2 separate regions of the Homo sapiens genome follow, and region 2 is linked to region 1. A link is a loop called in an ENCODE intact Hi-C map of the cell type or tissue named here. Cell type or tissue: CD14-positive monocyte. All regions are shown on one strand. Links, peaks and the distances in the headings refer to the core of each region. The heading gives the core; the rest is flanking DNA.

Region 1 (12,166 bases), core at 2,033-10,032:
AATTTCTTTTTTATTATTATACTTTAAATTTTGGGATACATGTGCAGAACGTGCAGGTTTGTTACATAGGTATACATGTGCCATGTTGGTTTGCTGCACCCATCAACCTGTCATCTACATTAGGTATTTCTCCTAATGCTATCCCTTTCCTAGCCGCCCACACACTGACAGGCCCCAGTGTGGGATGTTCCCCTCCCTGGGTCCATGTGTTCTCATTGTTCACCTCCCACTTATGAGTGAGAACATGTGGTGTTTGGTTTTCTGTTCCTGTGTCAGTTTGCTGAGGATGATGGTTTCCAGCTTCATCCATGTCCCTGCAAAGGACATGAACTCATCATTTTTTATGGCTGCATAGTATTCCTTGGTATATATGTGCCACATTTTCTTTTCTTTTTTTCTCCAAGACAGAGTCTCTCTCTGTCACCCAGGCTGGAGTGCAGTGGCGCAATCACGGCTCACTGCAACCTCTGCCTCCCAGGTTCAAGTGATTCTCCTGCCTCAGCCTCCCAAGTAGCTGGGACTACAGGCACATGCCACCATGCCCAGCTAATTTTTTTTGTATTTTTAGTAGAGACGGGGTTTCACTGTGTTAGCCAGGATGGCCTCAATCTCCTGACCTTGTGATCCACCTGCCTCGGGCTCCCAAAGTGCTGGGATTACAGGCGTGAGCCACCGTGCCCAGCCCACATTTTCTTTATCTAGTTAATCATTGATAGGCTTTTGTGTTGGTTCCAAGTCTTTGCTATTGTGAATAGTGCTGCAGTAAACATACATGTGCATGTGGCTTTATAGTAGAATGATTTATAATCCTTTGGGTATATACGCAGTAATGGGATTGCTGGGTTAAATGGTATTTCTGGTTCTAGATCCTTGAGAAATCATCACACTGTCTTCCACAATGGTTGAACTAAATTACACTCCCACCCACAGTGTAGAAGTGTCCCTATTTCTCCACAGCCTCACCAGCATCTGTTGTTTCCTGACATTTTAGTGATCACCATTCTAACTGGCATGAGATGGTATCTCATTGGGTTTTGATTTGTATTTCTCTAATGACCAGTGATGAAGAGTTTCTTTTCATATGTTTGTTGGCTGCATAAATGCCTTCTGTTGAGAAGTGTCTGTTTATATCCTTTGCCCACTTTTTGATGGGGTTTTTTTTTCTTGTAACTTTAAGTTCCTTGTAGATTCTGGATGTTAGCCCTTTGTCAGATGGATAGATTTGCAAAAATTTTCTCCCATTCTGTAGGTTGCCTGTTCACTCTGATGATAGTTCCTTTGCTGTGCAAAAGCTCTTTAGTTTAATTAGATCCCATTTGTCAATTTTGGCTTTTGTTGCCATTGCTTTTCGTGTTTTAGTCATGAAGTTTTTGCCCATGCCTATGTCCTAAATGGTATTGCCTAGGTTTTTTGGTTTTTCTAAGGTTTTTATGGTTTTAGGTCTTATGTTTAAGTCTTTAATCCATCTTGAGTTAATTTTTGTATAAGCTGTAAGGAAGGGTCCAGTTTCAGTTTTCTGCATATGGCTAGCCAGTTTTTCCAGCACCATTTATTAAACAGGGAATCTTTCCCCATTGCTTGTTTTTGTCAGGTTTGTCAAAGACCAAATGGTTGCAGATGTGTGGCGTTATTTCTGAGGCCTCTGTTCTGTTCTATACATCTGTTTTGGTACCAGTACCATGCTGTTTTGGCTACTGTAGCCTTGTAGTATAGTTTGAAGTCAGGTAGTGTGTTTCCTCCAGCTTTGTTCTTTTTGCCTGGAATTGTCTTGGCTATAAGGGCTCTTTTTTGGTTCCATATGAAATTTAAAGTAGTTTTTTTCCAATTCTGTGAATGGTATCTTGATGAGAATAGCATTGAATCTATAAATTACTTTGGGCAGTATGACCATTTTCAAGATATTGATTCTTCTTATTCATGAGGATGGAATGTTTTTCCATTTGTTTGCATCTTCTCTTATTTCCTTGAGTAGCATTTTACAGTTCTCCTTGAAGAGGTCCTTCACATCCCTTGTAAGTTGTATTCCTAGGTATTTTATTCTCTTTGTAGCAATAGTGAATAAGAGTTCACCTATGATTTGGCTCTCTGTTTGTCTATTATTGGCATGCAGGAATGCTTGTGATATTTGCACATTGATTTTGTATTCTGAGACTTTGCTGAAGTTGCTTATCAGCTTAAGGAGTTTTTGGGCTGAGATGATGGGGTTTCCTAAATATACAATCATGTCATCTGCAAACAGAGACAGTTTGACTTCCTCTTTTCCTAATTGAATACCCTTTATTTCTTTCTCTTGCCTGATTGCCCTGGCCAGAGCTTCCAATACTATGTTGAATAGGAGGGGTGAGAGAGGGCATCCTTGTTCTGTGCCAGTTTTCAAAGGAAATGCTTCCAGCTTTTGCCCATTTAGTATGATATTGGCTGTGGGTTTGTCATAAATAGCTCTTATTATTTTGAGATACGTTCCATGAATACCTAGTTTATTGAGAGTTTTTAACATGAAGCGGTGTTGAATTTTATCGAAGGCCTTTTCTGCATCTATTGAGATAATCATGTGGTTTTTGTCATTGGTTCTGTTTATGTGATGGATTACGTTTCTTGTTTTGCGTATGTTGAACAAGCCTTGCACCTAGGGATGAAGCCGATTTGATTGTGGTGGATAAACTTTTTGATGTGCTGCTGGATTCAGTTTGCCAGTATTTTATTGAGGATTTTCACATCGATGTTCATCAGGATATTGGCCTGAAATTTTCTTTTTGTGTGTGTGACTCTGCCAGGTTTTGGTATCAGGATGGTGCTGGCCTCATAAAATGAGTTAGGGAGGAGTCCCTCTTTTTCTATTGTTTGGAATAATTTCAGAAGGAATGGTACCAGCTCCTCTTTGTACCTCTGGTAGAATTCGGCTGTGAATCTGTCTGGTCCTGGGCTTTTTTGGCTGGTAGGCTATTAATTACTGCCCCAATTTCAGAAATTGTTATTGTCTATTCAGGGATTCGTCTTCTTCCCAGTTTAGTTTTGGGTGGGTGTATGTGTCCAGGAATTGATCGATTTCTTCTAGATTTTCTAGTTTATTTGTGTAGAGGTGTTTATAGTATTCTCTGATGGTAGTTTGCATTTCTGTTGGTTCAGTGGTGATCTCCCCTCGATCATTTTTTATTGTGTCTATCTGATTCTTCTCTCTTTTATTCTTTATTGGTCTGGCTAGTGGTCTATCTATTTTCTTAATCTTTTCAAAAAATCAGCTCCTGGATTCACTGATTTTTTTGAAGGGTTTTTTGTGTCTCTATCTCCTTCAGTTCTGCTCTGATCTTAGTTATTTCTTGCCTTCTGCTAGCTTTTGAATTTGTTTGCTCTTGCTTCTCTAGTTCTTTTAATTGTGATGTTAGGGTGTCGATTTTAGATCTTTACCGCTTTCTCCTATGGGCATTTAGTGCTATAAATTTCCCTCTAAACACTGCTTTAGCTGTGTCCCAGAGATTCTGGTACATTGTGTCTTTGTTCTCATTGATTTCAAAGAACTTATTTATTTCTGCCTTAATTTCATTATTTACCCAGAAGTTATTCAGAAGCAGATTGTTCAGTTTCCATGTAGTTGTGCAGTTTTGAGTGAGTTTCTTAATCCTGAGTTCTAATTTGATTGCACTGTGGTCTGAGAGACTGTTATGATTTCAGTTCTTTTGCATTTGCTGAGGAGTGTTTTACTTCCAAGTATCTGGTCAATTTTAGTATAAGTGTGATGTGGTGCTGAGAAGAATGTATAGTCTGTTGATTTAGGGTGGAGAGTTTTGTAGATGCCTATTAGGTCTGCTTGGTCCAGAGCTGAGTTCAAATCCTGAATATTCTTGTTAATTTTCTGTATCTTTGATTTGTCTAATATTTACAGTGGGGTGGTAAAGTCTCCCATTATTATTGTGTAGGAGTCTATGTCTCTTTGTAGGTCTCTAAGAACTTGCTTTATGAATCTGGGTGCTCCTGTATTGGTTGCATATATATTTAGGATAGTTAGCTCTTCTTGTTGCACAGATCCCTTTACCATTATGTAGTGCCTTTCTGTGTCTTTTTTGATCTTTGTTGGTTTAAAGTTTGTTTTATCAGAGTCTAGGATTGCAACCCCTGCTTTTTTTTTTTTCTTTGCTTTCCATTTGCTTGGTAAATAGTCCTCCATCCCTTTATTTTGAGCCTATGTGTGTCTTTGCACATGAGATGGGTCTTCTGAATATAGCACACTGATGGGTCAACTCTATATCTAATTTGCTTGTCCGTGCCTTTTAATTGGGACATTTAGCCTGTTTACATTTAAGGTTAATATTGTTATGTGTGAATTTGGTCCTGTCATTATGATGCTAGCTGGTTATTTTGCCCATTAGTTGATGCAGTTTCTTCATAGTGTCAATGGTCTTTACAATTTGGTATGTTTTTGCAGTGGCTGGTACTAGTTTTTCCTTTGCTTCCTTCAGGAGCTCTTGTAAGGCAGGCCTGATGGTGGCAAAATCTCTCAACATTTGCTTGTCTGTAAAGGATTTTATTTCTTCTTCGCTTATGAAGCTTAGTTTGGCTGGATATGAAATTCTGGGTTGAAAATTCTTTTCTTTAAGAATGTTGAATATTGGCCTCCACTCTCTCCTGGCTTGTAGCATTTCTGCAGAGGGATCCGCTGACAGTCTGATGGGCTTCCCTTTGTGAGTAACCCGACCTTTCTCTCTGGCCATGCTGAACATTTTTTCCTTCATTTAAACCATGGTGAATCTGATGATTATGTGTCTTGGGGTTACTCTTCTCAAGGAGTATCTTTGTGCTGTTCTCTGCATTTCCTGAATTTGAATGTTGGCCTGTCTGGTTAGGTTGGGGAAGTTCTCCTGGATAATATCCTGAAGAGTGTTTTCCAACTTGGTTCCATTCTCCCCATTACTTTCAGGTACACCAATCAAACATAGGTTCGGTCTTTTCACATAGTCCCATATTTCTTGTAGGCTTTGTTCATTCCTTTTCATTCTTTTTTCTCTAATCTTGTCTTCATGCTTTATTTCATTAAGTTGATCTTCAATCTCTGGTATCCTTTCTTCTGCTTGATCGACTGGGCTATTGATACTTGTGTATGCTTCACAAAGTTCTCGTGCTGTGTTTTTCAGTTCCATCAGGTCATTTATGTTCTTCTCTAAACTGGTTATTCTAGTCAGCAATTCTTCTAACCTTTTTTCAAGGTTCTTAGCTTTCTTGCATTGGGTTAGAACATGCTCTTTTAGCTTGGAGGAGTTTGTTATTACCCACCTTCTGAAGCCTACTTCTGTCAATTTGTCAAACTCATTCTCCATCCAGTTTTTTTTCCCTTGCTGGCGAGGAGTTGTCATCCTTTGGAGGAGAAGAGGCATTCTGGTTTTTGAAATTTTCAGTCTCTTTGCATTGTTTTATCCTCATCTTCATGGATTTATCTACCTTTGGTCTTTGATACTGGTGACCTTCGAATGGGGTTTTTGTGTGGACCTCTTATTTGTTGATGTTGATGCTATTCCTTTCTGTTTGTTAGTTTTCTTTGTAATAGTCAGGCCACTCTGCTGCAGGTCTGCTGGAGTTTGCTGGAGGTCCACTCCAGACCCTGTTTGCCTGAGTATCACCAGTGGAGACTGCAGAACAGCAAAGATTGCTGCCTGTTTTTTTTTCTCTGGAAGCTTCGTCCCAGAGGGGCACCCGCCAGATGCCAGCCAGAGCTCTCCTATATGAGGTGTCTGTCGACCCCTGCTCGGAGTTGTCTCCCAATCAGGAGGCATGGGGGTCAGGGACCCACTTGAAGAGGCAGTGTGTCATTTAGCAGAGCTCGAGTGTGGGCTGGGAGATCCGCTGCTCTCTTCAGAGCCAGCAGGCAGGAACACTTAAGTCTGCTGAAGCTGTGCCCACAGCTCCCCCTTCCCCCAGGTGCTCTGTCCCAGGGAGATGGGAGTTTTATCTATAAGCCCCTGACTGGGGCTGCTGCCTTTCTTTCAGAGATGCCCTGCCCAGAGAGGAGGAATCTAAAGAGGCAGTCTGGCTACAGTGGCTTTGCTGAGCTGTCATGGGCTCCGCCCAGTTTGAACTTCCTGGTGGCTTTGTTTACACTGTGAGGGGAAAACCAGCTACTCAAGCTTCAGTAATGGTGGACACCTCTTCCTGCACCAAGCTGGAGAGTCCCAGGTCAACTTCAGACTGTTGTGCTTGCAGCAAGAATTTCAAGCCAGTGGATCTTAGCTTGCTGGGCTCTGTGGGGGTTGGATCCGCTGAGCTAGAACACTTGGCTCCCTGGCTTCAGCCCCCTTTCCAGGGGAGTGAACGGTTCTGTCTTGCTGGCATTCCAGGCGCCAGTGGGGTATGAAAAAAAACTCCTGCAGCTAGCTCAGTGTCTGCCCAAATGGCTGCCCAGTTTTGTGCTTGAAACCCAGGGCCCTGGTAGCGTAGGCACCTGAGGGAATCTCCTGGTATGCAGATTGTGAAGACTAGGGGAAGAGCATAGTATCTGGGTCAGAATGCACCATTCCTCATGGCACAGTCCCTCATGGTTTCCCTTGGCTAGGGGAGGGAGTTCCCAGACCCCTTGCACTTCCCGGGTGAGGGGACGCCCCACCCTGCTTTGGCTCACCCTCTGTGGGCTGTACCCACTGTCTAATCAGTCCCAGTGAGAAGAGCCATGTACCTCAGTTGGAAATGCAGAAATCACCTGCCTTCTGCATTAATCTTGCTGGGATCTGCAGACCAGAGCTGTACCTATTTGGCCATCTTGCCAGCCACCCACATTCCCGTATTTTTAAGCAAGCTTTATCTCTCTAGAGCCTTTTCTACTGCCACCATCTTCTCATCAAGTAGATTTTACACTGTGTATGGAGATATTTTACACTATAGGTGGAGAATCAATAAAAACTGGCAAGAGAAGGGCATACTAAGAGAGATGCAATAACAAAATCTTAAAGTTTATGTCCCCACCAACTTTATTTTTTTATGGAATACATAAACATTTAAGAGGGACATTTTTGAAATGGCACCTGAGGCAATCTGTAAACAAAAGCTAGTACAGCAGTATTTCTCAGACTCTTCTAATGAATCTCCCACATCAACATGGGACAAGTATGCTTGCTTCAGATTCAAATTTCTGGGCTCTACCTCAGACTTACCTAATCAGAGTCAAACCGAGGGAATCTGAACTTTTTTTTTTTTTTTTTTTTTTTGACAGGGTTTCACTCTGTTGCCCAGCCTGGAGTGCAGTGGTGTGATCACAGCTCACTGCAGCCTCTGCCTCCTGGGCTCAAGCCATCCTCCCACCTCAGCCTCCTGAGTAGCTGGGACCGTAGGCGTGCACCACCATGCCGGGGTGAGTTTTGTATTTTTTATAGGAGCAGAGTTTCACCATGTTGCTGAGGCTGGTCTCGAATTTCTTGACTCAAGTGATCCACCCACCTTGGCTTCCCAAAGTGCTGGGATTACAGGCACGAGCCACCACGCCTGGCTGGGAAATCTGCATTTTTAACATGCTTTCTACGTGTAGTATGGATCATTTGGGAGCCATTGCTCTAGGACTGTGCTTAAAATACATGAGAATCATGCAATTGTAGTCAAATGAAATCACACCTGCCTCCAAATCAGTCAGTTGAAACTCTTGTGACTACTGGATGCATTATAAGGAGAAGAAGGGCATGGTGTGATGCTTAATAAGAATCAAATGGAAAAGGATCTCTTCATGATAGGGAGTAAGGACATACAGCCTTAGCCTTTTATGGTTTCAGTGGCATCAGAGCACCAGGTAGATTGTCCTTCCACCTCTGCCTATGGAAAAAGAGAGCAAAAGCCATGGAAAATAGACCACCTTGGTTATTACCCAGCAAAGCATCCTCTTCTAAAATATAAACAAACCCCACCTCAATCTACAGCATTTTGTGCTCAGCCAAAAAGGAATTCAGTGTATATTGATGGCAGTTATCATTTAGTTGAGTACAGACAATGAGAGTTGATGAAATGGTGGTTCTCAACCATTTTCTGTCCTTTGTATATATTTGAACACTAAAATTTTTGGCAGCCTGCTTGAAGGGAATAAAAATCTTGGAAGGACCAAAGCCATGTCTCAGTGTTCTAAAATGACCTCACAGCTACTGCTGTCTTCTTACCAGACTGACTTCAGTACTCTGCTACTCTGTGAGGAGGTCTCATGGCTCGATGCCTTTTCTGAGCTCTCTTATGTACTCCCTAAACAAACTACATGCACATGATGCTTCTTTGGAAAGAGTTTGACATCATGCCATGCCTCTTACTGACTGCTACACCTTGCTATGTACTGTGCCACAGGACCTGTTCAGCACAATGACATCTGACAGACATCACCATAATGCTTAGTAATAGCCAAAAAAAAAATCTCATTTGAAATTCCAAAAGGCCAGCCACTAAGAATGAAGTAGTGATGGACTCTACAATGTGGATGAACCTTGAAAACATTATGCTGAGTAAAATAAGGCAGGCACAAAAGCCACATAGTATACGATTCCATTTAAATGAAATGTCCAGAATAGACAAATCAATAGAAACAGAGAGTAGATTAGTGGCTGCTAGGGGTTAGAGGAGGAGGGCATGGCGAGCGACTGCTAATGGATATGAGATTTCCTTTTGGAGTGATGAAAATGTTCTAAAATTAGACAGACTTGATGGTTCACAACCTTTGTGGGTATACTGTAAAACATCAAATTATACATTTAAAATGGTGTATTTTATTGTATATAAATTGTATCTCAATAAAAGTGTTTTTAATCATAAAAAAATTTTGAGATGCTCCTATGAAAATTTTGGTACATAAGTATGCTGAGATAGGGAAGTTAAAATTGGGTTAAACATTGATCAAGTGATGAAGTTAATAAAGTGCTGAAGTTCTATTTAAATCTAATGCTTTTTTTTTTTTTTTTTTGAGATGGAGTCTTGCTCTGTCACCCAGGCTAGAGTGCAGTGGCGCAATCTTGGCTCACTGCCAGCTCTGCCTCCCAGGTTCACGCCATTCTCCTGCCTCAGCTTCCTGAGTAGCTGGGACTACAGGCACCTGCTACCATGCCCGGCTAATTTTTTTTTTTTTTTTTAGTAGAGATGGGGTTTCACCGTGTTAGCCAGGATGGTCTCGATCTCCTGACCTCGTGATCTGCCCACCTCGGCCTCCCAAAATGCTGGGATTACAGGCATGAGCCACCGCACCCAGCCTAAATCTAATGCTTTTAAAAAATCTTATCATATACTGGATCTCCTTGATTATATCTAACATATATAATGGGTGATTAACACTTCTAAAAAAACTTTTCACATATAACACAAGATTTGAGAGTGCTTTGATCCTAAGCAAGATTAGGCATTGCATGAGACAGATTACAATCCATAGTGATGATTAAGTTTAAATTAGAATTAGTGAGAAGGATACTAAATTATCACCAACATTCATTTCTTAAAAATTTGTTTCACAAGATATGACTTATTCTGATTGATGGTTAATTGAGTCATATAATTAAAAAGAGATTTTTTTAAAAAAAGATTAACTGGGAGAAGGAAATATGCTTATCAATATCTCATACACAGTTATGGTTTAAACTAGATTAACTATAACATATAATCATTAACTTATGGCAGAGTTAGGATTTTGGAAGAGGGCACTGAATTTACGTCAAAGATTGACTTCGTAAAATCAAGTCTTGAGGTTATAACATCTTAATGTACAGTGCTTATGGTCATTAACGGCTTTTGTTAGGTACAATATGACCTATGACAGTATGAAAGAAGCTATGGGCCCTCCCTCTAAAATGCACATGTGCTTTTCCACAATATTTTTAGAAGGTCCACTCTAAAGTTCATCCATGGACTCTTCACCCATTGCTGAGAACTCCATACCAACCTGGAGAATAGTTGAGTCCATACTAATGCTCGTTTTGGTCAATCCAAGCTATTGTCAGTAATCCTGTATTTGCTGAGATGATAAACTTTTTTTTTTCTTAATGGACTCCCACAGTGTCTTGGGCAATTGACACTCACCCTAGCACCAATTGTGTCAGTTCCTAGCACCAATTGTGTGAGTTCCAAGATTGAACTTTAATTATCACATCTTTTTGGGATATGACAATTACTTAGAGGAAGTGGGATTGTGTGGGATTATAAGGTGTTCAATCACCACTTCCTGATGAAACAGGAAGCCTCCCTTAATAGATGGCCTCTGATGTTCTTTCTACTCATGCTTTAATGATCAGCTCTACAAATAAACATTCAAGTAGAAGCTGAGAAATTTTCTAAATATGAGTGTTCTAACTCTTCAGAGCACACCTGGACCCAATTTACTGCATGAATCCAGGGAATTTGGTCAAACGCTAAGCTTTGGTTTGAATGCTCCACAAAGAAGCCTCAATGTTTTCTCTTTGTTGACCATAAGTGATATATTTAGTTATTCAGAAGTGTAGTCAATCTGTCAGGGAAAATATCCTGAAGAAAATGAAGCGGGCAATTATGTTGGGCAGACCTAGGGGTTAGTGTGGATAGGCCCTTTTTCGAACCAGATTCCTAACTCAGTCAGAAAGTCTCACGTCCATGTGTTTTTCTGGGGAGAAACTTCCAAGGCAGCAATGTGAAAACCAACAGACTGGATGAAGGGGTGTGTAGCCATCTGGTTTGCTCACAAGCAGAATTGCTCTTTTTATCAGAATTATTTTCAGATTTTTGTCTAGAGGAGTTGGCCATTTTCAATACCAAGTCAATGTTAATCCTCTTCTTAAACAATTCTATTCAAAATTCTCCTAATAAAGACACTGGGAGACCTTTCTCTTTTTTTGCCTCAAGAGAGGAAACAGAGACCTGGTGAAATTGAGTGACAAATGTCCAGGATGTGGAAGGGGACATTCATCACTGGGATTTCCCAGTGACTCCAAAGGGTTAGGAACTATGCATCCCAATGATTGGCTGCCTGAGGATGCTCTCACCTCAGACTGAGCTTTTCATTCAGGTGGAAATAAAAGTTGAGCTCTAAAAAGGTGACTCTCGGTGTCTTTAGAACTGACTTATTTTGTTGTTGCGGCCAAAGCCTCTTTCTTCTTCCCATCCCCCAGCTGAAGTAGGTGAAGGAGGCATTTGGACAATGGGTCATACAAATAGCTTTGCCTGTAATAGAGTCAAAGAGAACACAACAGCTTTGCTCCATTTTTTTTGCTCTAGTCACTCATAACACTTCCCTCCTAGAATTTTGAATATTTAACATCTATGGAGAACAGATTGCCTGTAGGTTTCTGTTGGGGACAAAAAACAGTGGTGGTGTTGGTGGTAGGAAGCTGAGTTTATTTTTCTTGCCTTTTTTTTTTTTTCTGGGACTCTTCTATATATACTCGTTCTTACTTTGAGCCAAATGGTAGGACAGGTTTCTTTTCATTTCCTGCCTAATTGGAATAAGTTTCCATAGTTGAGTCCTGGCAAGAATGCCCTAGTACGTGGGAAGGGTCACTAGAAAGTGGAAACACTTTCTCATGACCAGGAGAGCAAATTTAAGGCAGTAACTATCAGCAACTATTATAGGCACCAGCATTTTTTTCCCTTCCATGTAAAGGACAAAATTCAGAGGAAGAAGACAGGGCTCAGATTATTGTTGGAAAGTTGAATTCTGAGGGAAAACTGAAAGCAAAGAGTACTGAGTGAACTTTTCACTCTTTTTTCTACCATCTTTGCCAGTGTTGGGCTGTGCCTGATAAACCACTGGGGTGGTTACTTTTAAAAGAGCTTGCTTTTAGTTTTCTTGCAGTGTAGAGTGAGGCTTGTTGTTTGAGCAGATACATCAAATTCTGATGCTTCCTTTTAAATGGAGAATAATAATAATATAATCTTAAAATAAATCGTCTACTTAGAATGATGTGACTTTGGGTTCCAAGGATAAGTGGAGGAAAAACAAAGCATATGCTACTTTTACATTTCTGAAATTAATTTGACTCATGGCCTTATGTATACCCATTTTTCCAAATATAAGGTGAATTTTTTTGTCTCCAAAATTATTTCCCAGAAAAAAAGGAAGTCACCTTTTGTACACATCCTTATTTAGTCATCTTTTGGTGCTCTCTTGATACCAAACTTGGAATAAAAAACTACTGTTAGTGGAAGATGAATTGGGGTGAAATGATCTAAGTTAATGTCTGTTGTTGATGCTTTTGAAGATCAT
Region 2 (12,166 bases), core at 1,447-9,446, 70 kb after region 1:
GGCAATCTTTAGGTATCTGAATTTGTACGAACACGCAGAGGTTGCTAACATTTGAGAAATTTCTCTTGAATGCTCATTTCAGAAACAGGCATTAAAAATAGTGATTAAGGCATATCTTACTAGAGGGAAGAACCAGAGGCTATGGAAGAAAAATCAGGAGAGTTTCGTCAAGAATAGAACCAGGAATTGTCAGATTGACTAATCAAAGACTGTCTCCATTGAGAGGGCAGGCATTTCTCACTATGTCTTTCTAACAGGATGAAGTATATGCTAGCAAATATTAAAGATTAGTCTTTTCCAACAATTGTATATTAGATATGTTGGAAGCAGGAAACCTGATTTTTGGAGAAAATTTCCACACCTGAAAGAACTTATCTCTGGACCAAATGAAGATCGAACATTGTCTAGAGATACTAGATTTGGATGTGAATGTAGTAGTTAGAGGAATGTCATAGTTTTCCTTCCTTAGGGAGAAGGGTGAGTACACCTAAAAACTGCATGTGTAGGAAGAAGGATGTGTGTGGATGTCAGATTGCCAAAGGGCTGGACTGTGACAGACACTGTGAGCTGGCTACATAAAAGCACTACTTACCCAGCTTTCTTCTATATTAATGATCTTAGTCATCCACCTCCACACTCCCTGCTCCCCACCCCAGCACTTTTTGGACAGAATTCCCTTGATTTCAGGAACAGTGTACTTAGTCATAAAACCTGGTGTGGGCATGTGATCCAAATCTAACCAATAATACAAAAGAAGATGCCTTCTAGAAGTTTCTGAAGGTAAATGGTCCCACTTTTGACATGTTATTAAATTGCTAAACTTACAACAGCAATCACCTAAGTCTAAATTTGTTATGTGAGATGAAATAAATCCTTATTTATTTAAGTCACTATTTTTGTTTATTCTTATTTCTTGTAGGCAAATATTTGTTACAATTATAAATTTACATTTTTATCGTTATGTAAATCAGGGAGTTGCCAACTTATAGTGTGTGGGTCCAGTCCAGTCCACTGCCTGTTTTTGTAAACAGTTTTGATAGAATATAGCCATTCCCATTCATCTATATAGTTGATGGCTGCTTTCACACTACCGCAACAAATTGAGTAGTTGCAACAGAAACCACACAGCCTGCAGAACCTAAACAAATTCCATCTGACCCATTATAGAAAAATTTGTCAACTCCTGCTCTAAAGAGTCACATATAGAAATCAGTTTAAGTGGGATAAAATATCACTTATTTTAATAATATTTTAGTACAGTCTCTCCCAAACTTGCCAAGCATATGAATCAGCTGTAGCCTTTGTCATACTTACGTATTTCAAGATCCTGAACTAAGTCTACTGAATCAAAATATTCAGTGGCGAAATCTGGGAATCTGTATTATTAACAATTTCCCCACAAGAATCTTTTGACCAGGCAAGTTTGGAAAATGCTGTTATAGATTGGTGTCATGGGCAGCTGCTTATCTGGCCCGCCATTGAATTTATAACTAGCTCCTGCCTGTAATTCACTGAAAGAGTGCTGGTATGACCAGGAGACTGAATAAAGATTCTCTGAGATCACAGAGGCTTGCTTATGAAATGAAATACAGTGAATAGGAAGATTTTGATGTAGTAAAAGTTGCATCAGCTCTGGAAATGAGAAACCTGGGTTCAGGTTCTAAATCAGCCTCTAATTAATTATTTGATCTTGGGCAAGTTTCTCTCTAGAATCTAAGATTCTCAACTGTAAAAACCTCAGTAGGAGGGGATGTCTCCAAGTTGCCTTTTTAGATATATGAATGTCAGACTCAGAAAGTAGGAAGTGCCTAAGGAAGAAAGACAAATATAGTTTCTCTGTTTCTTGAAATTCTTGTCTTCTTGATCAGGGTTCCTCAATCCTGGTTGAACATTAGACTCACTATAGAGCTTTAAAAACACGAGTGCTGTAGGTCTTACCCAGAGAGTCTGATTTCATCAGCTGGGAGGAGAGCCTAGCCATTAAAATAAAAGCTTTCTAGATGATTCCATGTGTTCAGTCAGATGGAGAACCACCATCTAGACGATAATGGATTCTTTTTTTCTATTTCCTAGTCAAGGGTTATGTGTACATACTAGTTTCACCATTTGGGAAACACAGTAAGTAAGAAGAGAAAACAAGATCAGTAGTTCTCAAATACTGGTGAGTCAGGAAGGCTGCAAAAAATTATGAGGAGAGCCTGCTAAAAAATATAGCTCTGTAGGCTCCACCATTAGATTCTGCTATAGCAGCTCCAGGGCCAGGAAATCTATATATTTTTTAATTCCTCAGGTCCTCCTAATACACAACTGGTTTGGGAACCATCGGGCCCAGTGATCTCTGATGCTCCTTCCAACTTGTAGGATGTGAATTTCTGTGCTTAGTTATATAAGAGGTAAGTCACAATTTTAAGAATATTTTAAAAAGGCAATTGGTACTTCAAGATTAAGATATTATAAAAGGAATGTTATCAGCCAATAGGAATGGGCCTCAGTCAGGTGCTCGTTGATAAAAATTTGCTTACCTGTTTTACCCTCTCAGAAAGAGACATAATGATGTGCCCAAACAGTTTAATTATTTGCCCTCGGGAGTACTTGAAAAGGTTCTTCCTTTGGCCTCTTTATTTGCAACTGTAAGTTCTAGTTGAAAAGAACTAAAACGCTTCTCTCAAATGAGTTAGATGTAGTTTATCAAACTATGTATTATATACAGCAAATTGCAAATGAAATAAAGTATGGTCACAATCTGGTCTTGTATTTACTATTAATCCCTTTAAATTCTGGTGTTAATAATTCCATGCACTCATTCATTCTTTTGTTCATTTAGTCATTCACTCAGTAACGAATTTAAAGTTCTAACTATGAGCCAGGAACTGTTCTAGGCCCTGGGGATGGGGACACAGCAGCGAACATGAGTCTCCTTCCTTTCAAAGCTTACATTCTACTTGGGAAAGTTGGTAATAAATAACTAAAGTATTACATGATGTTAATTGTTAAGGAACATAAGACAATGTAAGGTGATAGAAAGTGGCAGGAGCTGGATGACAGTGTTATTTTTTATAGGTAATCAGGGAATGCTGCTCTGTTATGGTAATATGTTAGCAGAGACCTGAAGAAAGTTAGAGAAAAGTCATGGTGATATCTGGGGAAAGCGTATTATACAGAGGAAACAGCCAGTGCAAAAGTCCTGTGGCAGGAAGGTACTGGGTATGATCTAGGATCAGCAAGTGGCTACAGTGGCTTGCATGGAGTGAGTAAGGGTGGGATGTTGGAGATGGGTCAGAGAGTAGCAAGCCGTCATCATGGGGGCTTGACAGGCCAATTTTAAAGGCTTTGTATTTAACTCTGAGAATCAAGGGTGGATCCAGGATTTGTAGGGTTTGAAGCTTATAATCCTGAGGCTTTCTATAAGTAAAAGAATACAAAATTAGCTACGAACCTAATACTTATTTGGAATGAAAAAAATCATAATAATATCAGTTTTAAAAGATACTACACATACCACAAAATCCAAAAAAAAAACCCAAACCGTAATAATTTTACTAACTGTGACACCTCTCTGTATTACTTTTTTCTCCTTTTTTTTCTTTAAAGGTATAAACAAAGTTAGTTGCATTACTTTTTCCCTCTTCATTAGTTTACACTGAAATAACTGATTATTCATATTATTTTCTAACATCATTTTCTATAGGAAGAACTGAAGATAATTCAGTCTTTAGCTTGTTGGGACAAAATTTATCTTTTTATTGTTGATTTCATGGAAAAAACCTTCTTTAATTTTATAACTCATTACTGCTAATGCTATGTATGTTTTTTAGAATTGTCGTCAATTTGAGAAAACTTTTCTCAACTTTCTTTCTTTATATGACCATAAGATTTGTAAGAATTTTCTGTGTACTCGCTTCTGGCTGCATATATTTCAACCCCCTTTTCTCCTCTACTAGCCACATATTTCTGGTATGATGAAGACAAGTTCTTATTTTATAATCTCAGGCTGTGAACTTTAATGTCACAACATAGATTGGTACAGAGAATGGCAGAAGTATTCCTGGAAGCCATTCCAACACCAGGAAAATTTTTACACTGAAGTAACTGTGAACCACAATAATACATCCTACTAACCCAAACTAAATGCTTCTCCAATTCAACTTCTCCTTCCCTGGGCCCTAAAGTGTCTGTCTATTCTCACACCACTTGACTTAAAGAGAAATGTGACAGAGGGAAATAAGCAATAAAGAGCTTTGGTAAAAATATCTCATATTTGCAAATTTTAAAAAAAAATGACCACATGAGCACATTGCCAGAGCCCCTTCCAGGGCCTTGGAAGAGCCCTGTGCAATGAGGGGCCCTCAATCTGCAGATTTATTAGCTTCAAGAATGATCAACCTCTGGTGAAATGTGAAGTCACTGGAGGGTTTTGAGCAAAGTATTAACATGACCTAATTTCTGTTGTAAAAGGATAATTTTTTCTGGGGAGTAGAATATAGGGGAGCAAGCCTGGAAGCAGAGAGACCAGTCAGAGGCCTGAAGTTTAGGTTGCAAAAGAAAAGCAAAAACGCAGACATAACTCATTCTGGGTGTTCTAGGAAAGCTGACTCGATTACTCATTAAGCTATTGATTTCCTAACAATTCATGCCTGCCTGTGTCAGCTTTGTTTCCTTTCTTAGCTACTGTTGAGTCAGCAATTGTACAGCATTCTCTTGATCTTTTCTCTTCTCATTGTCTTTAAAGTTCAAGTTTTATCAACAATATTTTTGTTATTATAGCGATTTCTCTTCCTATTTGCTGCTGCCTAGATGCCTACAGTGCTGGGTGAATGATAGGCCTTTACCTACACTATTTCAGTTCACAGTATCATTGCTATCTGTGTCTGGGTTGAGAACTTCCCAGGAGAACTCTTTCCTATTATTTAGAAACCCTTTAGAACCTGGTAATTTATCACTTCATATTATTGTATATCCCTTTGCCTGATGAAGAACTATCCAACTCACATCTTCAAGGCCTTTAGAGTTTAATAATTTTATTACATTTTGGGGGAAGTTAACTTTATGTTGTGTTGCATTAGAACAGGGATTGGCAAACCTGTTTTATAAAGGGCCATCCAGAAAATATTTTAGACTTTGTGCACCATATGGTCTCTGTCAGAACTACTTAACAATACTATTATAGCAGCAAAGCAACTATAGACAATTACGCAAACAAATGAGAAAATGGCTGTATTCAATATACTTTTATTTACATAAACAGGCCTCAGGGCCGGATTTGGCCTGCAGGTTGCAGTTTGCTGACTCCTGCTTTAGCAATTTCCTCTAGCTGTTTCATGTTATGTGTCCCAAATCTTAATCTCACGTCACCCCATGAGTCTAGAGTCTCCGTCTTTAAAATGAGGACCCTAATATATGTCCTGTGTGCTACATAGCATTGTTTTAAGGGTCTAATGAGACATTAGTTATAGAAATCTGCTAAAATTTTAAAGTGGCATATGTCTGTATATTTCTTTCTCTTTCCTACCACCCTACAACACATTTCCCTGCCTCCCACTCCACCTAAAACACATGTATAAACATTCAATCACAGAGGAAAATTATGGCTTGTTATCTTATTCTTCTCCTGAGCTTTGTGGTGAATGCTGGCTTCCCCAAACATCACCAAACTACCTATAATGGCACAAAGCTGAGTTTGTTCTTACCATGGTAAGAGAGACCATAATGTAGACATAGTCTTAACAGAGCCTCAAAAGAGGGAAGGCAAAGTCAGGAAATTTATTGAAATTTTAGAGACTTAGAGACTCATCTAGATGAAAGTGGGTCTTTCAACGCAGGGCTTGGTTAGAGTTGGATATGGATTATGATACAACAGGTTAGGGTTAATGGACACAATGAGGTGAGAATTCTGACGAGGGGTTCAAAGAGTCTTGGGGTATACATTATCATTTAATGCTTTCTATTGAAAATTGATTGGTATTTCAGGAAGTTGCTGGAATAAAAAATAAATTCATTTTTAACTTTTATTTTTATGAGCAAATTTCCTGGAATAGTAAAATTACGTTTATGACCACTTTGAAGTAGTAAAGTCATGTTAATATAGTCAGTAAGCTGTGTGGATGTAGATGATTTTGATTTTGTCTTAAAAAGAATATTGGAGACATTCTGTGAGAAAAAGACAAGGAAACGTAGATAGGATTGCAGGTTTTACTTAGCAAAGAGCAGAGAATAACTAGCAGAAAAGAAGACAATGCTATAGAGAAGAGGGGAAGAAGGGGCCAGGATGTAAAGGGTGTGTCAGCCAAAGTTTAAGGAAAATTTTGAAATAGAAGAGAAACTTTGGGGGACTAGAAACTAGGATATAAGTTATGGCAAGAATGTCAAAAATCAGAAAAGAGAATATTAAACCTATCAAATATAAATTGTTTCCAATTAGTTGTTCTGGCTGCACAGTTTTATTTTCATGTGCAAATCTGTCTGAAGACTGAAAAATATGTGGGCCTGCTTTTGAGGAGGTTACTTTTTTATTAAAAGAATATGTACATTTTCTTAGCAGAAAATTTTAAATGTGTACATAAATAACCAGAAGAAAGAAAGATAACTCTTAATTGGAAGGTGAAATTCCAATGAATATTAGTAGTCAAAAGTCCAGAGAAATAAGAAAACTGACCTTCATTAAAAGTAAATAATAATTTCTTGGTGGGGGAAGAGTGGAGTGCAGACATGGGACAGTGACAGAAGAGAAGGGAGAGGATAAATTAAGAGCATGTTTGGAGGCTGTTGGCTGTTTTGTGGGAAATTGTCAAAGGCCATAGCATTTTTAGGAAGCAAAATATTGATCTTAAATCTTAATTTTTTTTAATTGCTGTGATATTGCAGAGTTTAGGCCAACTACAAAGTAGAGGCTATAGCACCCACGACTGTTCTCACTTCTGATACCAGCTAAAAGTTCAGGGGGTTCCCAAAACCATCCTCAGGTTTGATAATTTGCTAGAATGACTCACAGAACTCACTGAAAGCTATTCTACTCATAGTTATGGTTAATTACAAGGAAAGGATACAGATTAAATCAGCCAAGGGAAGAACACATATGTTGTTTTCAGCCCATGAAGGCAGAACACATCACTCTGCAGGCACTGATGTGTGACAGTACCCATGGAGAATTGCCAACTAGAGAAGCCCGTCTGAGCCTCAGTGACCAGAGTTATTACTGGGGCTCTATTTAGTAGACATGATTGATTGCATACGTATTTGATCTCAGTCTTCAGGTTGATTGTTACTGTGTTACCCAAAGGCCCCACTTTATGTCACATTGTTGATCTATTGCCAGCCCTTGTCCTAGGACTGTATGGTTGTGGTCACCCCCTACCCTAAATCCCATTGTTAAGACCATCCAGTATGACCTAAGGCCACCAGGCAAGCAAACACCCTCCCATCAGGAGGGCCCAGGGCATAGGCCAGATCTTTTCTTTGAGAAAAGCCAAATTCTTTGTTATACAGCTACAAATCCCTTTTATTACCCCTCCTTCAAGAATGACTTCTTCACCCATAGGAAGAAAAAATCATTCGCAATCCCATCAATTTGACTGAAACACTTTGAGATGGTTTGGATTTGTGACCCCACCCAAATCTCATGTCCAATTATAATCCCCATGTTGGAGGAGGGGCCTGGTGGGAGGTGACTGGATCATGAGGGTTGATTTTCCCCTTGCTGTTCTCATGATAGTGAGTGAGTTCTCATGAGATCTGGTTGTTTAAAAGTGTATAGCACCTCCCCCTTCCCTCTTTTCCTCCTGCTTCAGCCATGTAGGATGACCTTCTTCCCTTTCATCTTCCGCCATGATTGTAAGTTTCCTAAGGCCTCCCCAGCCATGCTTCCTGTACAGCCTGTGGAACTGTGAGCCAATTAAACCTCTTTTCTTTATAAATTACCCAGTCTCGAGTAGTTTTTTATAGCAATGCAGGATCAGACTAATACACACTTTAAATATTTTGGCATAGATTCTCCTAGATATATCTTAGGTAGTTTAGGTATAAAAATGTTAACTCACCTTTTTTTTATTGCTCTGCAACTTCTTGATAAAATGGATAGCTATTAACATGAGTCAGAAAACTAATCAGGAAAATACAATTGTCAAATGGGAGAGTTAGATGAGACCTTAGACTTCCTCTAGTCTTTTGGAAAGGTGAAGTGGTTTGTTCAAGACCAATGGAGTCAATGAGACAGAGCTGAATCAAAATTTCAGGTTCAGTGACTTTTCCCTTGCAACAAAGGGAGGCTCAAGAGACCTTGTTTTGGAACCAAAGGATGTTATTGAACCTTTTGAAAAGAGGGTTGCTTTGTTGCTAAATGGCAAGAAATCCCTAATGCCTTTTTGATTGATTTGATTTTGCCCCAGAATTCAGGATGTTTTCCAGATCCATATGTTAAAGTTTGTCAAGAAGACAGCTACTCAACTGCTTGCATATTTTTCTGATTAGCTGAGTTACATATGCTGCTGAAATAGTCAACTGGATTTCATGTTGTTGATAGAAGCAGCATGGTATCTAAAATTAAACACTATCTGTACCTCTCTAGCACTTTGAAAAATTTCCCCTTCCATTCGCTGCTTCCTTGTCCTTCTTAGAAAGCTATTAAATTTTATGTTTTTCAGATTCAAACCTGCAACGTAGTTGTCAGCTGCTTTCTTATTCCCCATCTCCAAAATTTCTAAACACTTAATTGACTTCTTTTTATGTGGGTGTGTGTCAGGGTTGGAGATTGTTAATTAATGGAAAATGGTTTAAAAAGGGGCCAGGACTTACTCTTCTGTCACACAAGCCTGTGAGTTGGGAGGGGGAATAAGTGGATGCACTCATTTTCATGAGTCAGAGCAACATTGTGGATAGACATAGTAGGTAAAAGATTGCTAGATCTCATCTCATCGGATGGAAATGACCTGCTGTTCCAAACCATTTCCACTCTATTGCCTAGATTTGCCTTAGCTATGACATGAGCAATGAGCAAATCATTTCAGTTAACTGGAGATCTGTTTTAAAAATGCAAAATGCGAGCATCCCTTAGGGGAATTTTTGTACCTTAGAGCACCCTCAGTTTGATTTTGTCTTTTGTATACTTAACTAAAGTCAGCTGCAGTGAAGAGATACAATTCTGATGAAATACACTTGGAACTTGATGTGGGGTCAGGCATAGGGTAGGACATCACAGGTATTCAGGAATGCTAGAGAAACTGGAGATCAAGGAGGATGGTTAGGGAAATGGAGAAGAGGGGGCCCTTCGTTTCTTCATTTAGTGTAGTTCTGAAGTGTGAGCTTAATGGAGCATCAAGATGGAGTATTTGCACAGGGGTCGACACATGTCTTTTCAACTACTAAGAGGAAAAATGTTGTAAATATTGGTAAAGTGATAGAAAAGGCCAAAGTGAGAGAAATCAGCTATGTACATTATGAAGTACAAGTTTTAATTTTATTGATTCTCTAAATGCATAGAAATAAATTTTAATCTAGAAATACAGAAAATACAGACAATTGAAGTCAGTGGTGGAAATTTTCAATGGGAAATTTTGGGGTGCTAGAAATTTAACTCATTGGGGTGTTGGTTACAGGAATGTGTGCATCGTCAGTAGTTACTGAAGTGGACCCTTAAGATACATGTTTTTCTCCATGGAAATTATTCCTAAATACAACTAGTTAACAGCAGCAACAATGACAAAGTGGTTGTGTCAGTCAGGATCTTGGCAGGAAACAGATATCCACTCAGTTGGGTAATTTGAAGAGTTTAATAAAAGGCCAATTTATGAAAGGGTCAGTAGGATGTAGCACCCCAGGACTGGAAACCTGAGTTTCCATTATAGAAGGGAGCAGTCACCAGAATGCAAAGACAGAGAACAATGCATGGAGAAGACCATTTGGCAGAAGCTGTAGGGATTCAGCCAGTACCTAATAACCCTATGGTGAGAGAACTGGAGGAATAAATACCCTAACCTCAGACTCTTCCCTCCTTCCTTCCTACCAATCTCCCCCTTAGATGAACCCAACTAGAAGCCTGAGAGCAAAGAGGCCCAAAGATGTAGTCTATACAGATCAGCTTGGCAGGGCACAGAGCAGGGTGGAGAAGGATGGAGAGGAGATTGGAGGGAGAATCAGAAGATATCCAGCAGAATGTTTTCCATTTTCCTGGAATCACTTCACTCCAAGTGTGTATGGTAATTCTCCCAAGTGTAAATAATATAAGTAAGACAAGGTTGTAGTATTTAAAACATTATACTGAAAGTTTGAGGATAACAGGGGTTTCCAATGAAGCAAAAGCAAATTTAAAGCCTCACATCAGCTATCACAGATCCATTAGCCATGCTTCATGCAGGGAGTTCCTCACTGCCTTCCTCTCTCTTCAGTCCCTAGTCATGTCGTGGTGAAAGGGCCAGTCTACCTTACCAGTGGTAATTTTCTTGACCTCTTTTCCCAAGTCCAAAATCTGACCCACTGAATGGATCCCCAGTCAACCCCCCAACAGAGAGGGATTCTTTCCTTTTTTTCCCCCCTGCCTCTTTTTTTTTTTTTTTTTTTTTTTTAACCTAGGATGATCAATAGTGGCAATATCCATTTCATTTGGGGAAACCACTATCTTCACTATAGGCAATGGTCTAGCCATAGTATATATAGCTCTTACCGGCTGTAGCCAGAGTAGTAGTGTCTTGAGGTCCAAATGAATTGGAGAATAAGGAGTCATGTCAAGGTTGAGAACATCCAGAAAGCCAAGCAAGACCAGGGCCTAGAAGAAGGGAACATGGGCCAGGACTGTTATGCTAAAGGTCTTTGGGTAGGTATCCAGGGGCCTCTCAAAAGTTCCACATTGGAAGATCTTGGATTGAATTCCACTTGCCAGCTATGTGGCTTCGGGCAAGTGACTTAATGACTGAGCTGTAATTTGTCTCTCTTCCCTTCCCTTCTTCCCTCCCCTCCCCTCCCCTCCCTTCTTCCCTCCCCTCCCCTACCCTTCCCTCCCTCCCTTCCCCTTCCCTCCCTCCCTTCCTTCCTTCTTTTTCTTTAAAAATAGGGATATGAAATGTACATGAAAACACTTTGTAAAACTGTGTGGTCCAAATGAACATAAGCTCTTCCTTTCTAGTGATTGTCCATCTTTTTCTGTTGTCACAACATTCACATGTATAATGCAATGTCATACAATAATTTCCAAGGGCAAAGCAAGGACTGGGGGTTTGGGAATATGTGCCTAGAGATATATTGTAAGTGGGAGCTTGGTTAGTTGAAAAAGCTTCTCATAGAGATTTTAATGAGGCTACTCACCACATCACCCTCGACTGGGTCATATGGAGTTGAGAGTTGCTTTGAGACAGAGGTTACAAACTTGTGTGGGTTGAAAGGTCCAGAAGATATGGCTTGTTTGGCTTTCATAGAATTGTCAAGTTGCTGAATTAGTTGTCAAAATTTTAAAATCAGGATATTTCACAGGTACAAAAACCTCATCATATTTCTGCCTTCTCTTGTAATACAGAATTTCTGGCAAAACCAAGTCTAGATTCTTCAATGCCAAAATTCTACTGGAGCTAAATAGTGGCTGTCTCTTTAGATGCAGCATGAATCCTCCAGCTGGTGTCACCTATTTGTGTCACGTGCCCTCTTGGTAATTGGGTTTGCCATCCTTGGCGTTCACTATCATGGAATTGTTGATACTGGAACTGAAGGGGACTTCAGACTGTCACAGGGCCCTGACTTTGCTTTTAGTCAGGTCAGGATTTAGTTTCTCTATTTAACAGCAAAAGCCTCCTGGCTTAAATGTTCTGCCTAACCTCACCCTGGTGGGGGCGAATGGGGACAAGCAGGCAATGGAAGAAATGGATCAGAATGAGGTCAGTTTTCTCCCAGTGAAGGGCTTTTCCCTACACTCATGCTTGTTCTCACCAGCAGATTATAATTTCTGAAGGCCCGTCAGTGGATCCATTGTGGGGAAAGGGAATCCTTAGATGAGAGAGGCTCCTGGAACCTCCCTGCAAGGTTCCACCAATGGTACACACACCAGTGTTCTCGTGGATGACCTTGAACCTGGACGCCCAGCCCTGGCCATCAAATGCCAGCCTCTCAGGAAGGACTGTGAGCTGGGAGCCGCCAGCATCCTTGACCCCCTGGCAGGGATCCCAGGCTGAAGAAACCCTCTGTGTTTTGT

Evidence for each region. Peaks named below come from ENCODE experiments on the same cell type or tissue, not always from the same donor. Only the 100,000 strongest peaks of a DNase experiment are listed, where the experiment ranks them.
Region 2: it touches region 1 in a loop (2.5-fold over the local background); 5 of 110 quality-filtered maps call a loop at or near these places.

The regions. Positions count from the first base shown.
Region 1 is chr15:38,114,009-38,126,174 of GRCh38, reverse strand. No RefSeq gene overlaps it. Among named protein-coding and RNA genes, the nearest start is that of LINC01852, 47 kb to the right of the region's middle. RefSeq lists an enhancer at 6,013-6,202. In CD14-positive monocyte, for the core only: no CTCF peak of the experiment used is centred there; a DNase peak (open chromatin) is centred at 6,104; H3K27ac peaks cover 1,195 bases.
Region 2 is chr15:38,043,161-38,055,326 of GRCh38, reverse strand. It overlaps LINC02345 (long intergenic non-protein coding RNA 2345), which reads right to left. Exons shown (of 4, transcript NR_120330.1): 2 at 10,652-10,753. Among named protein-coding and RNA genes, the nearest start is that of LINC02345, 8.9 kb to the right of the region's middle. In CD14-positive monocyte, for the core only: no CTCF peak of the experiment used is centred there; a DNase peak (open chromatin) is centred at 4,596; H3K27ac peaks cover 2,279 bases.